Regions from separate parts of the Homo sapiens genome. Here region 1 is linked to region 2. The links are chromatin contacts, found by Hi-C or POLR2A ChIA-PET in ENCODE. All regions are on one chromosome and are shown on one strand. The core of a region is the stretch at or near the end of the contact, and the rest is flanking DNA. Distances in the headings are between cores, read along the strand shown.

Region 1 (5,721 bases), core at 1,250-3,749, 39 kb before region 2:
ATCACCTGCACCAGATAAATCTTTCGTGAAAGGGAGAGTCAATTGATGTGGCAAACTTCATTGTTGTCTTATTTTAGGGAATTGCCACAGCCACTGCAGCCTTCAGCAACCACCACCCTGATCAGTCAGCAGCCATCAGACATGGAGGCAAGACCCTCCACCAGCAAGAAGATTATGACTTGCTGAAGGCTCAGATGATCGTTAGCATTTTTAGCCATACCTTAACCAAATTAAAGTATGTACGTTGTTTTTGTAGATGTAACGCTATTACACACTTTAAATAGACTACGGTATAGTGTAACCACAACTTTTATATGCACCGAGAAACAAAAAAATCCAAGTGAGTCACTTTATTGTGGTTGTCTGGAACTGAACCCACAGTATCGCTGAGGTATGCCTGTACTGTACACAAACCTCTCTCCTGGCACCAGTTAAATATATGCATTTTCTATTCCTTCTCCAACCTATAGGCCTTCCTGTGTGTCTCTCGTCTTCCTTCCCCGCTTCCTGGGAAGCTCTTTTACTTCTTCCATTATAATTCCTTCTCTACCTGTCTGTCCTTTAAGACATTGTTCATCTCATACATCTTTATATTAATCATAATCCTTTTTATCATAATCTTAATAAAGGAAATAAACTTCAGAGCGATATGTGAAAATAAATTTGAGCATGATCCTATTTTCTGTTAAAACAAATACATGTTTTAACAGAAACATCCTTCTGTTTCCTTTGTGTGCACATATATTTGTACGAGCAAGGAGAAGGGTAGAAAAATACAAACCAGGCGGGTGCAGTGGCTTACGCCTGTAATCCCAGCACTTTGGGAGGCCAAAACGGGCAGATCACGAGGTCAGGAAATCGAGACCATCCTGGCTAACATGGTGAAACCCCATCTCTACTAAAAATACAAAAAATTAGCCAGGTGTGGTGACGGGCGCCTGTAGACCCAGCTACACAGGAGGCTGAGGCAGGAGAATGGCATGAACCTAGGAGGCGGAGCTCGCACCACTGCACTCCAGCCTGGGTGACAGACAGTGCAAGACTCCATCTCCAAAAAAAAAAAGAAAAGTACAAACCAAGCTGTTGATACTGTTTACCTTGTGAAGGCAGGATGAAAATATGGATAGACTTCACTTTTTCTTTGTATATCTGTATAATTTTTTTTAATTAAATTTTTTGTAGAGACAGGGTCTCACTATGTTGTCTAGGCTGGTCTTGAACTCCTGGCCTCAAGTGATCCTCCTGCCTTAGTCTCCCAAAGTGCTGAAATTGCAGGCGTAAGCCAACACGTCTAGCCCTTTATAATGCTTGATATGAGAAAATAAAATTTTCCCTTGTCACCTCAAAGAGATATTTTCCAAGGTTAAACCTGGAGCTGGGCGCAGTGGCTGGCACCTGTAATCCCAACACTTTGGGAGACCAAGACAGGCAGATCACTTGAGGTTGGGAGTTCAAGACCAGCCTGACCAACATGGTGAAACCCCATCTCTGCCAAATAATACAAAAATTAGCCAGGTGTGGTGGCATGCCCCTGTAGTCCCAGCTACTTGTGAGGCTGAGGTGGGAGAATCGCTTGAACGCAGGAGGTGGAGGTTGCAGTGAGCCGAGATCATGCCACTGCCCTCCAGCCTGGGTGACAGAGTGAGACCCTATCTTAAAAAAAGAAAACCCGGAGACATGCTAGTTCTGCACTGTTGGCTGGGCGCCATGGTTTATGCCTATAATCCCAAGTCCAAGGCAGGAGGATCGCTTGAGGCCAGGAGTTCAAGACCAGCCTAGGCAACGTAGCAAGACTCCATCTCTGTTTTATTCTGTGTGTGTGAGACTCCATCTCTAAAAAAAAAGAAAGAAAGAAAAAACTAGGTCTGTACTGTCTAATGTGGTAGCCTCTAGTCCTAGTCATATGTGGCTATTAAATAAAATGGAAATTTTTGTTCTCTAGTCACATTGGCTATATATCAAGTTCTTGGTTAGCTACTATATTGGACAGCACAGACATATAATATATTCATCACCACAGAAGATTCTGTTGGATAATGCTGTTCTAGACTGTTCCTGCTTGTTCAGCCTTCTCTTCCTCTTCCCTTCAGCCAATTATGCACTAAATCTTATCGATTCTACTTTTTTAAAATGTCTTAAATTCATTCTTGCTCTGCGTCCTCATTGTCTTTTGTCCATCGATATTTCTCACTTAGACTTTCACAATAGCCTTTGAGGCATTCACTTTGTCTCCAACCCATGAGTCTCCAGTCTCTGCCCTGCCCTGTTACTGTTGAGATCTTCCTACAGTGCTGGTCATATTTCTCCTCTCCTTAAAACCTTTCATTGGCCAAGATAACACTAGGCACCCTAGCATGACATTTCATGGTCTTTACCTACTTTTCTAACCTCATCAGTCACTACTTCCCACCTCCCTTGAAGTTCGTACTTTTGCAGACTGAATCACTCAAAATTTCCCTAAACACTTCACACCTCTGTGCCTTCTCACATTCTATTTCCTCTGCATGGTGAAAAACATCTATATGTTGTTCAAAACCAAGCTTAGCCCACAATCTGATTCTAGGAAGACTTCTCCACACCCATCTTACTAAATAGAGATAATTTCTTCTTTTATGTCAACACTGTTCCTTATATGAACATCTGGGTTAACCCTTAGCACGCTGAGTTGAAATGATCTGTTTACATGTCTCTCCCCAGCTGGATAATTGGGCTTCTTGAAGGGAGAGTCTGGGTCTGATTTATCTCACCATCCACGGAGCTGGCAGCAGGCCTGGCATGTCATAAGTGACAGTCACTGTTTTATTTATTTATTTTAATTTAATTTTATTTTTTGAGACAGGGCTTCACTCTGTCTCCCAGGCTCGGGTGCAGTGGCACGATCATGGCTCACCGCAGCCACGACCTCTCTGGGCTTAGGTGATCCTCCTACCTCAGCCTCCTGAGTAGCTGGGACTATAGATGCGCACCATCACACTTGGCTAATTTCTTTTTGTTTGTTTGTTTGTTTTTTATTTTTGGAGAGACACCCGGGCTCAAGTGATCTTTCCACCTCAGCCTCCCAAAGTGCTGGGATTACAGGCGTGAGCCATCGCACCCAGACAGTCACTGTTTTCTAGTTCAGTCTTACCTTTTTCCCGAATTCTCACAGGACTTCTTTATGCTACTTATATTTCATTTGTCACAGGCCACCTTATTCAGTAGAATACCTTTGGCATGACTATGGTTTGTTTTCTTCTTCTCTCCCTCCCTGCAGGATTCTGCATATCCTGAGGGCAGAGACTACTCTTATTTTTTTATCCCATGACATCCACATAGAGTAATGTTCACCGCAAACACTCAGCAACTGTCTTTGCAGCTTTTGAGGCCAAGAGGGAAGCTGACTGCTGTTTATTTTCTTCTTGGCTTTACCTTCTGAAAAATCTAGTAATTTCCTAAAGTTTCTGATTTCTCAGACCCATATAGAAGAAATAAAGTAGATGTTTAGGCTGGGCATGGTGGCTCTCGCCTGTAATCCCAGCACTTTGGGAGGCCAAGGTGGGTGGCCAAGGTGAGCTCAGGATTTTAAGGCCAGCCTGGGCAACATGGCAAAACGTTGTCTCTACTAAAAATACAAAAAATTAGCCGGGCGTGGTGGTGCATGTCTGTAATCCCAACTACTCGGGAGGCTGAGGCAGGAGACTCACTTGAACCTGAGAGGCAGAGGTGGCAGTGAGCCGAGATCACGCCACAGCACTCCAGCCTGGGCGACAGAGCGAGACTCTGTCTCAAAAAAATAAAGTAGATGTTTATGTTCATGTGTTTCTTTCCACAGGCTTTGGATGAAGAGTATTTAAAAGTAGATGCCCAATTTGGAGGCATTGATCAGAGAAAGATTTTCACCTTTGCAGAGAAGGTGAGTGTCTGCTTTCCTGTCTTTTTTCACTTGCACCTCAGAGGTATGCAGCTGTGTTTATTGAACTATGATGTGTCAGTCCCACTAGTCATAGTGTATGGTAAATATTCTCCTTGTTTTGCAGATGAGAACACTGAGGATAGAAGATAAGAAGTTGTCCAATATCACACAGTTAGTAACTGAGCAGGAATTATTAGTACCCAGATCTTTCAAACTCCAGAGCCCATGTGCCTGGTGACAACCAGGAAGCTGCTCCCGCACCTGTTGGATTTACTCCTTTCCTAATAGCCCAGTTTCCAAGGAGAGGCATTACCAGTTGGAACTACTGTCCTTTCACAGAGCATTTGGTTCGCATTTCCCAGCATCTTTTTCTTTTTCTTGTCTTTTTTTTGAGACAAGTTCTCACTCTGTCGCCCAGGCCAGAGTGCAGTAATGCGGTCATGGCTCATCACAGCCTCGACAGCCTGGGCTCAAGCAGTTCTCCCACCTCAGCCTCCCAAGTAGCTGGGACCACAGGTGCATGCCACAACACCCGGGTAGTTTTAAAATTACTTGTAGGGATGAGGCCTCCCTGTGTTGCCCAGGCAGGTCTCAAACCCCTGGGCTCAAGCAGTCTTCCTGCCTTGGCCTCCCAAAGTGCTGGGATTATAGGTGAGATCCACTGTGCCTGGCTTAGTTTTTTGATATAGTTAATGAATACAGAAATGCTTACTATATATATATATATATATATATATATATATATATATATATATATATATATATATTTTTTTTTTTTTTTTTTTTTTTTTTTTTTTGAGACTGAGTTTCGCTATTGTCACCCAGGCTGGAGTGCAATGGCTCACTCTCGGCTCACTGCAACCTCCACCTCCCGGGTTCAAGCGATTCTCCTGCCTCAGCCTGCCGAGTAGCTGGGATTACAGGTGCCTGCCACCATGCCTAGGTAATTTTTATATTTTTAAGTAGAGATGGGGTTTCACCATGTTGGCCAGGCTGGTTTTGAACTCCTGACCTCAGGTGATCCACCCATCTCAGCCTTCCAAAGCACTGGGATTACAGGTGTGAGCCACTGCACCCAGCCACAATATAAATTTTTTGAGGGCCAGGCACTGTGGCTCATGCCTGTAATCCTAGCACGTTGGGAGGCTGAGGCAGGAGGATCATTTGAGCCCAGGAGTTTGAGACCAGCCTGGGCCACATAGCAAGACTCTGTCTCCACAATAAAATAAAAAATTAGCCAGGCACGCCTCTGTAGTCCCAGCTATTCAGGAGGCCGAGGCAGAATAATTGCTTGAGCCCAGGAGGTGTGATCCTGGCTGCAGTGAGCCATGATCACACCATCACACTCCAAACTGGGTGACAAAGCAAGACCTTGTCTCTGAAAAAAAAAACAAAAAAGAAAAAAATAAATACATTTTTTGATTATTTCTTATTATTTGTTTTTTGTTGTTTTTTGTTTGTTTTTTAAAGACAGAGTCTCACACTGTTGCCTGGGCTGGAGTGCAGTGGCGCGATCTCGGCTCACTGCAACCTCTGTTTCCCAGGTTCAAGTGACTCTCTTTGCCTCAGCCTCCCAAGTAGCTGGGATTACAGGTGCCTGCCACCACACCCGGCTAATTTTTTTGTATTTTTAGTAGAGACGGAGTTTCACTATGTTGGCCAGGCTGATCTCGAACTCCTGACCTCATGATCCACCCATCTCAGCCTGTCAAAGTACTGGGATTACAAGCATGAGCCACTGCACCTGGCCTATTATTTCATTGTATCTGCTTGATTAACTTTTTAGTTGGACCTCCTTTTATTATTAAAGCAGGGATTTGGCCCATACC
Region 2 (6,490 bases), core at 1,123-3,622:
CATTGCATTCCAGCCTGGGCAAGAGAGCAAAAAAATTCCGTCTCAAAAAAAAAAATAAATAAAAGATTTCCTGGGAGGCTGGGCTTGAGCCCAGGAGTTCGAGGTTACAGTGAGCTATAATTGTACCACTGCACTACAGCCTGGGCAACACAGTAAGTCCCTGTCTCTAAAAAAAAAAAAGTAAATATATAAAAATAAAGCTTAAAAAAAAAAAAGATTCCCCTGATAACTCTAAAAAACATAGCAGAGACTGTGAAAGAGAGTCTGTGAACTATATATATGTATCTGTGCAGTATCCCACCAGCCGTGCCTAAGGACACCTCTCTGTCATAGCATCTTTCTCTCTGAGTCCCTAGGGAACTAAAAATTCACAGAGGCTCCCAAGCAACACGACCCCCCTGCAGTTCCTTCCCCAGTTGCTGCCACCCTAACACTGGCCTCTTGGAGACTACTCAAGTACAAGCTGAGATCTTGCTCTCCAGAGAACAAACATTTGTGGAGCTGAATAGTCACATCAACAAATCAATGAGATCTAAACAATAATCCTAAGAAGTAGGCACTTTTATTCCCATTTTATAGATGAGGAAATGGAAACCAGAGGGAGCAAGCATTATAAAGCTGCCCTCTCTGGCCTCCATGGTGTAAATGGCAAAGCAGTATTCTCACTCAGAACAACTTGAATCCAAAAGCCACGTTCTGTGCACTGTGCCAGCTACAAACCTGATCTCCCCTCTGAAAAAGGGTCATGGGACCCCATCATCCCTACAAATTGGAGGTTTCTCGACCACCTACCTTCCCCACTCTTCCCCTCTTAGGCCAGATCCACCCACCCACCCACTCTTCTTATCAGTCTCACACAAACAGAAAAGACCAGTAGACCGACATTTGCAGGGTGATTAATTCATGCCAGGCACCATGCCAGGTCGTGGTGAAAGGCAAAACGTAGTCTCTGTCCTCATGGCTCTTACAAAAGTTCTTCGAGGCAGGTACTGGAAGGTACTTTCCTAGTAATTGATCATGGGCCTGCGAGGCTCAGAGAGCTAAGTGACTTCCTGAACTCTGGCTGGCTCTAAAACTGGAGCCTTTCACCACACAGGACAGTCATCTTCAGCTACCCTCTAACCAGGGAAACTAAGGGCTGAGCTCCTGCCAAGATGGGGGTGGAGGAACATCAGCTCATCAAGGTCCCAGGCCCACAGCTGGCAGTCAGGGCCACAGCTGCAAATTCCCAGAGATCCAAGGGCTTACACTTGATAACATCTGGTTGCCCCAGCGACACCCCTCCCCCTCCCCACCCAAGTCAGAGCTCGCAGCCTCTCCGAGTCACCCCAGATCTATACACCTGTGGCTCGCTTGGGGAGGGGCTCAGCAACCTGAGTCTCAGGTGACTGGGAGGGGTACTTCACAAAGAAACTGAGGTCCAGAGAGTGGAAAGACCTTGCCCACAGCCACGCTTAGAGTCCTTGTTCCAGGGATTTCTGCCCCTGGCAGTCCAGAGGTGCAGCCTAGGGCTGAGGCCATGAGGGAAGCATCCCATACCACACCCCCATCCCCAACATGCCTGGGGGAGGAGGCTTCCTGGATCTGAGAAGACACCTTGCTCCTGGTGGCCACGCCCCCAGCACGGAGGGCACACCGGGAAGCACACCTGCGGGCTCCTCAACTCAGAGACAGTTTACCAGGGCAGAGACTCAGGCAGCAGGCAGCGTCCCACTGGGGCCACCTCCGCAGGTGGGCACTCTCAAAACCACACCCACATGGCCGGGTGCGGTGGCTCACACCGGTAATCCCAGCACTTTGGGAGGCCAAGGCGGGTGGATCGCGAGGTCAGGAGTTCAAGACCAGCCTGGCCAACGCCGTGAAAGCCCGTCTCTACTAAAAATACAAAAATTAGCTGGGCATGGTGTCGAGCTCCTGTAATCCCGGCTACTCAGGAGGCTGAGGCAGGAGAATCGCTTGAACCCAGGAGGCGAAGGTTGCAGTGAGCCAAGACCACGCCATTGCACTCCAGCCTGGGTGACAGAGTGACACTCGGTCTCAAACAAAAAAAAAAAAAAAACACACACACACACCCATAAAGCACACCTAAGCCACCCTAGTCCCTGCCTTCCTCACCCATGAGCGACCGCACAGACCCACACAGGGCCTGCCAAGGGGCTGTGTGTACAGAAAAACAGGTGTGTGTAGCCCCTACTCAGGGGCTTTCCTAAGCCTGGGGAAAGGGAAGAATCGGGGAGGGAGCCACTGCCTCCCAAGGCCACGCGCATGCGCACGCACTGTCTTGGCAACATCCTCCATGGGGTGAGGCCTCAACCTGCCCCATTCCAGAGCAAGGGGCGGGGGTGGTGGCGCGCCCACAGCCAGGCAGGCCTGACTCAGGGGAGAGGAATGAAGGGGGAGGGCACAGCTGTCCAGGTGGCCTTGCTCAGGAGGCCGAACCCTCTGAAGCCAACCCAGCCCCCAACTCCCTACTCCTGTCTGAACTGTCCCTGGCCAGCCCATGAGCCAGAATGCTGGGTGTTCAGAGGCCCTTAGCCTCAACCCCTCACTGCACAGGTGGACAAACGAAGGCCCCCGCTCCCCAACCATTACACATTCTAGAAGCAGAAGCAGAAACCAGAATGTAGATTTTATTCCCAAAGAGGCAAGACAAAGGAAAATGAGCATAACAAACTTTCAGGTGGAGGCACTTTACGGTTCTCAAAACACTTTCTCTTCTACTGTCTCGCAGAACACCTAACAAGAAAGTTAAAAGGCAGGAGTGGTTTCCTTTTTACAAATGAGCACCAGGAGGCTCAAGGGAAAGTGACTAACTTGCTCAAGGTCACCCAACCAGGGAGTGGTTGAACCTGGGTCTCACTCCAACAACCTTAGTGATCCTAAGTCTGAGAAAGTTAATGGGTAAGGGCAGTTGGGGGAGGGGCACGACCTCAATCTCTGCCCAAAGAAAGTAGGGGCTCTGCACCCCACCTGTGCCGGAATCCCTCTCCTTCCTTCCCTTGGTGTCCAGCCCCACCCCAGCAGGGACAGAGCTGACAGGCCGGTTCTAAGGTAAATAATGGGGGGCAGGGAGTGCCCAGAGCAGGGAGGGGAGGAGCCCATCCCACAGGGTGCCCTGGGGGAACAGGCAGTAGTGCACGGAGGAATTAGCTACGATAATATTAATAAATGTCCTAATGAGTTTCTGGGCCAGTATTTGCTCCCAGCAATGACATAATAATCCCTTTCAGCCAAGGCGCAATTCTAACTTTCCACAGCCCTTTCCTTAGTTCCTTCAAGGCATGATTATCCCCATCTTATGGATGCCAGAGGCAGACACCACAGAGTAAGGAGAAGAAAGAGCTGGGAATCAGGAGGTCTGGATTCCAGGCCTTGGATGAAGGAATTGGCCTCTCTGGGCCTCAGTCCCCTCATCTGTAAGGTGGGACTAACACCCACATCACAGAGTGCCTGGGAACCTTAAAGAAAGCCACACAATCTAGTGTAAACCCTGACCCCAAGGGTCAGAGACTTGCCCAAGGTCACACTGCTAGAAATGGCAGAGGCAGGATGTGAGCCCAACTCTGACTGGCTGCAAAATCATGTTCTTCCTATGCCACCAGCAGCCTCCTCTCCCCACCACTCCAGCTCTCTTCAAATCTCAAGTAAGGTTAAGGACCATTAAGATAAGGTCTGATAAGGAACACTTGACATCAGCTCCCTATCTCTCCTTAGTGACACCCCTCCATGTGGCAGCCCTAACCCCTCAGTTTGGGAAGGAAGGGAATTCCAGGCCCAGACCAGATCTCACTGCCCTGGAGTGAGGATTCCTAGGTTGGAGCTTTCATTTCCCCTTAATTGCAACATGATCCTGAGCCAGGTACTGTGCTTTTCTGGGCCTCAGTTTCTTCATCTGAGATGTGGCAGGGGTTGGAGAGATGATCTTCAAAGAGCCCTCACCATGGATGACTTTGCCCCTAGAAGGAAGGGGGGTCAGTGCTTCCCTTCCTTGAGTCGGGGCCTGGGGCAGCAAGGAGATTCCGCTTATCTCAGATCCCTGGGATCAGAGAGAGCTGGACCAGCCTCTTATCTGGAAGCCCGGGGCTCCCACAAGCAAGTCACCCAAGCAGTTGATCACAAGTCTCCCCACAAGAAAGGGGACGAGACATGGGGGGAATGGAGGAGGGAGCCTTGTCCAGCTGTGGAACCTACCAAAGACCCCAGACTCCAAGAAGTTAAACCTCCAGGTCTACAGGCAGGGGGAAGGATGAAAAGAATTCCAGATGGTCTGACTCCAGCAGTCCCTTCCCTCAGTCTCCCCATGTGCACAATGGGAACAATAAATCCAACCAGAAGGAGGGCCATGTGTGTGAGCTTGACAGTGCAACGCATGGGAAAAGGAAGAGGGCGGGTCTTCCTGGGTTACCAATTCACATCCACCACCATTCCCCAACCTACCCAGGACCGAGTGCTCAGCTAGCCTGGGAAGGGGAGAGTTGGGTGGATCCCTGAGTGCCAAGACCAAACAATCCCGGCAGGTTACAGTATCTTTCCAGCAGTCAGGAGGCCTCACCTCATACACCTTCACCCTTCTCTACCTTACAAGGGCATTTGATCTGCGGGATCAACGCTTCCTTGAGTCTTGATTTCCCCTTCCCACTTGCTTCCTCTCTAAGCGCTTGGAGGCTTTAATGCTTAGTCCTCAACCCCTAACCCTCCCCACAGTGCTTCCTCCACTAGTCCTCTTTACATAGTCCAAATCCCCCGGGGCCGGGGCCGCAGGCTTTCTCTGCCCAGAGGACGTGCAGGGTGTCATAAGATGACACCCTTCTATTCCTAAACTGATTAAGGGCACAGGCTTTGTAATGTGACAGGCTTGAGTTTTAATCCAGATTCAGCCATCTCCTTGCTGTGTGGCCTTGAGAAAGTGACTTCACTTCTCCGAACTCAGCTTCCTCATCTCTAAAATGGGAGAATAGCCTGTGGCTTGTGGGACTGTTGGAGGACAAAGGACAAATGAATTAACTGATGTAAAGGGACAGCATAGGGACTTATTTTTATCTCTGCTACCATCTCCCAGCCAAGCAGCCTCAAGCACAGAAGCCCACACAGCTCCCTCTGGCCCTTACTCTCAACATCTGGTTAATCCCAGGTCTTATCAATTCAGCCACTTCCTCCGAAGTGTCTCTGCAGCTGCCACTCCTCTCCACTCCCACAACCCCCACCCTGTCCCCAGCCCTCACCTCATCACCTCTCCCCTGGATTACTGCAACAGTCTCTGAGCCTCCACTCTCACCACCCCACCCCTCAACCTGTCCTGCCTGCACCTGCCCCCACCCTAGAGCCATCTTCCTAACACCCCACTTTTGTAGACTCCTCCCTTGCTCAAACACCTTCACTGGCTCCCTGTGGCCTGCAGACTCCAGACCTCTCTCCCTGCCTTGTATTCTCTCCTTCCTCTTCTCACAGACTAATGAAATGAGTACTTATACTGGCACTTGAGTACTTATACTCAAGCTCCAGTCCCCATCTGGGCTTGTCACAGCAGAGGCTGAGGCCGAGGATGACTTAGGATCCTCAGCACAAGTAAAACCAAAGGTACCGAGGTTTACATTCACAATGGAACCTCAAGAGGACCCTCAGCTACTTTTCCCTCCCACCTCCATGCTCAGTCTCAACTCCATTTGTTTTTTGTTTTTGAAATGGAGTCGAGTTCTTGTCACCCAGGCTGGAGTGCAGTGGCGCAATCTCGGCTCGCTGCAACCTCCACCTCCTGGGTTCAAGTGATTCTCCTGCCTCAGCCTCAAAAGTAGCTGGGATTACAGGTGCCCACCACCACGCCTGGCTAGTTTTTGTATTTTTAGTAGAGACGGGGTTTCACCATGTTGGCTGGGCTGGTCTCAAACTCCTGACCTCAGGTGATCCACCCACCTCAACCTCCTAAAGTGCTGGGATTACAGGTGTGAGCTACTGCATCCAGCCCATTCTTTTTTTTTTTTTTTTTTTTTTTTGGAGACAGGGTCTCACTCTGTCACCCAGACTGGAGTGCACTGGCACGATCGGCTCACTGCAGCCTTGACCTCCCAGGCTCACGTAATCCCCTCACCTCAGCCTCTCAAGCTACTGGGACCAAAGGCACATGTGCCACCACGCCCAGATACTGTTTTATTTCTTGTAGAAATGGGCGGGGGGGGGGGGTCTCGTCATGTTGCCCCAAGCTACTCTCAAACTCCTGGGCTCAAGTTATCCTCCCATCTCGGCCTCCCAAAATGCTGGGATTACAGGCATAAACCACCTCGCCTGACCTCAACTCCATGCCTTTACTCACGGCCATACCCCACAGCTGAAACAAATCCCTGGTTCTCTCATTTAACCAACAATTTAGGACTAATTTCAATCCTGTGATTACTTCAAAGACAAATTAGGACCATCTCCTCAGTTTTCTAAAGCTGACCCCAACCCAGAAGGCTTTTGATATATTGCCTAGAATATTTCCTAGCCCCTCACACTT

The links. A loop is a pair of places that touch in the nucleus more often than their neighbours do. ChIA-PET counts read pairs that join two places held with the same protein, here RNA polymerase II (POLR2A). Pooled maps may share reads with other maps.
Region 1: a pooled map shows a loop between it and region 2 (3-fold over the local background). The contact joins two enhancer-like sites. A Hi-C loop is called at or near these places in 2 of 168 maps with a recorded cell type or tissue (mammary epithelial cell and sciatic nerve), 1 of 37 single-sample maps with no recorded cell type and 6 of 50 pooled maps. POLR2A ChIA-PET finds 5 or more read pairs at or near these places in 7 of 52 experiments (A549, H1, HEK293 and 4 more).

The regions. Positions count from the first base shown.
Region 1 is chr1:32,795,934-32,801,654 of GRCh38, reverse strand. It overlaps YARS1 (tyrosyl-tRNA synthetase 1), which reads left to right. Exons shown (of 13, transcript NM_003680.4): 5 at 3,812-3,892. Among named protein-coding and RNA genes, the nearest start is that of YARS1, 19 kb to the left of the region's middle. RefSeq lists an enhancer at 2,238-2,367. Within about 2 kb of position 2,499, at least 7 of the 41 ENCODE cell types and tissues checked have a DNase peak (open chromatin) inside an H3K27ac peak, as active enhancers do; they include PC-9, where a contact is called at or near this core.
Region 2 is chr1:32,756,158-32,762,647 of GRCh38, reverse strand. The region is part of intron 1 of NHSL3 (NHS like 3); the gene reads right to left. Among named protein-coding and RNA genes, the nearest start is that of NHSL3, 18 kb to the right of the region's middle. RefSeq lists a silencer at 624-844 and enhancers at 1,479-2,362, 2,363-3,245. Within about 2 kb of position 2,372, at least 23 of the 41 ENCODE cell types and tissues checked have a DNase peak (open chromatin) inside an H3K27ac peak, as active enhancers do; they include PC-9, where a contact is called at or near this core.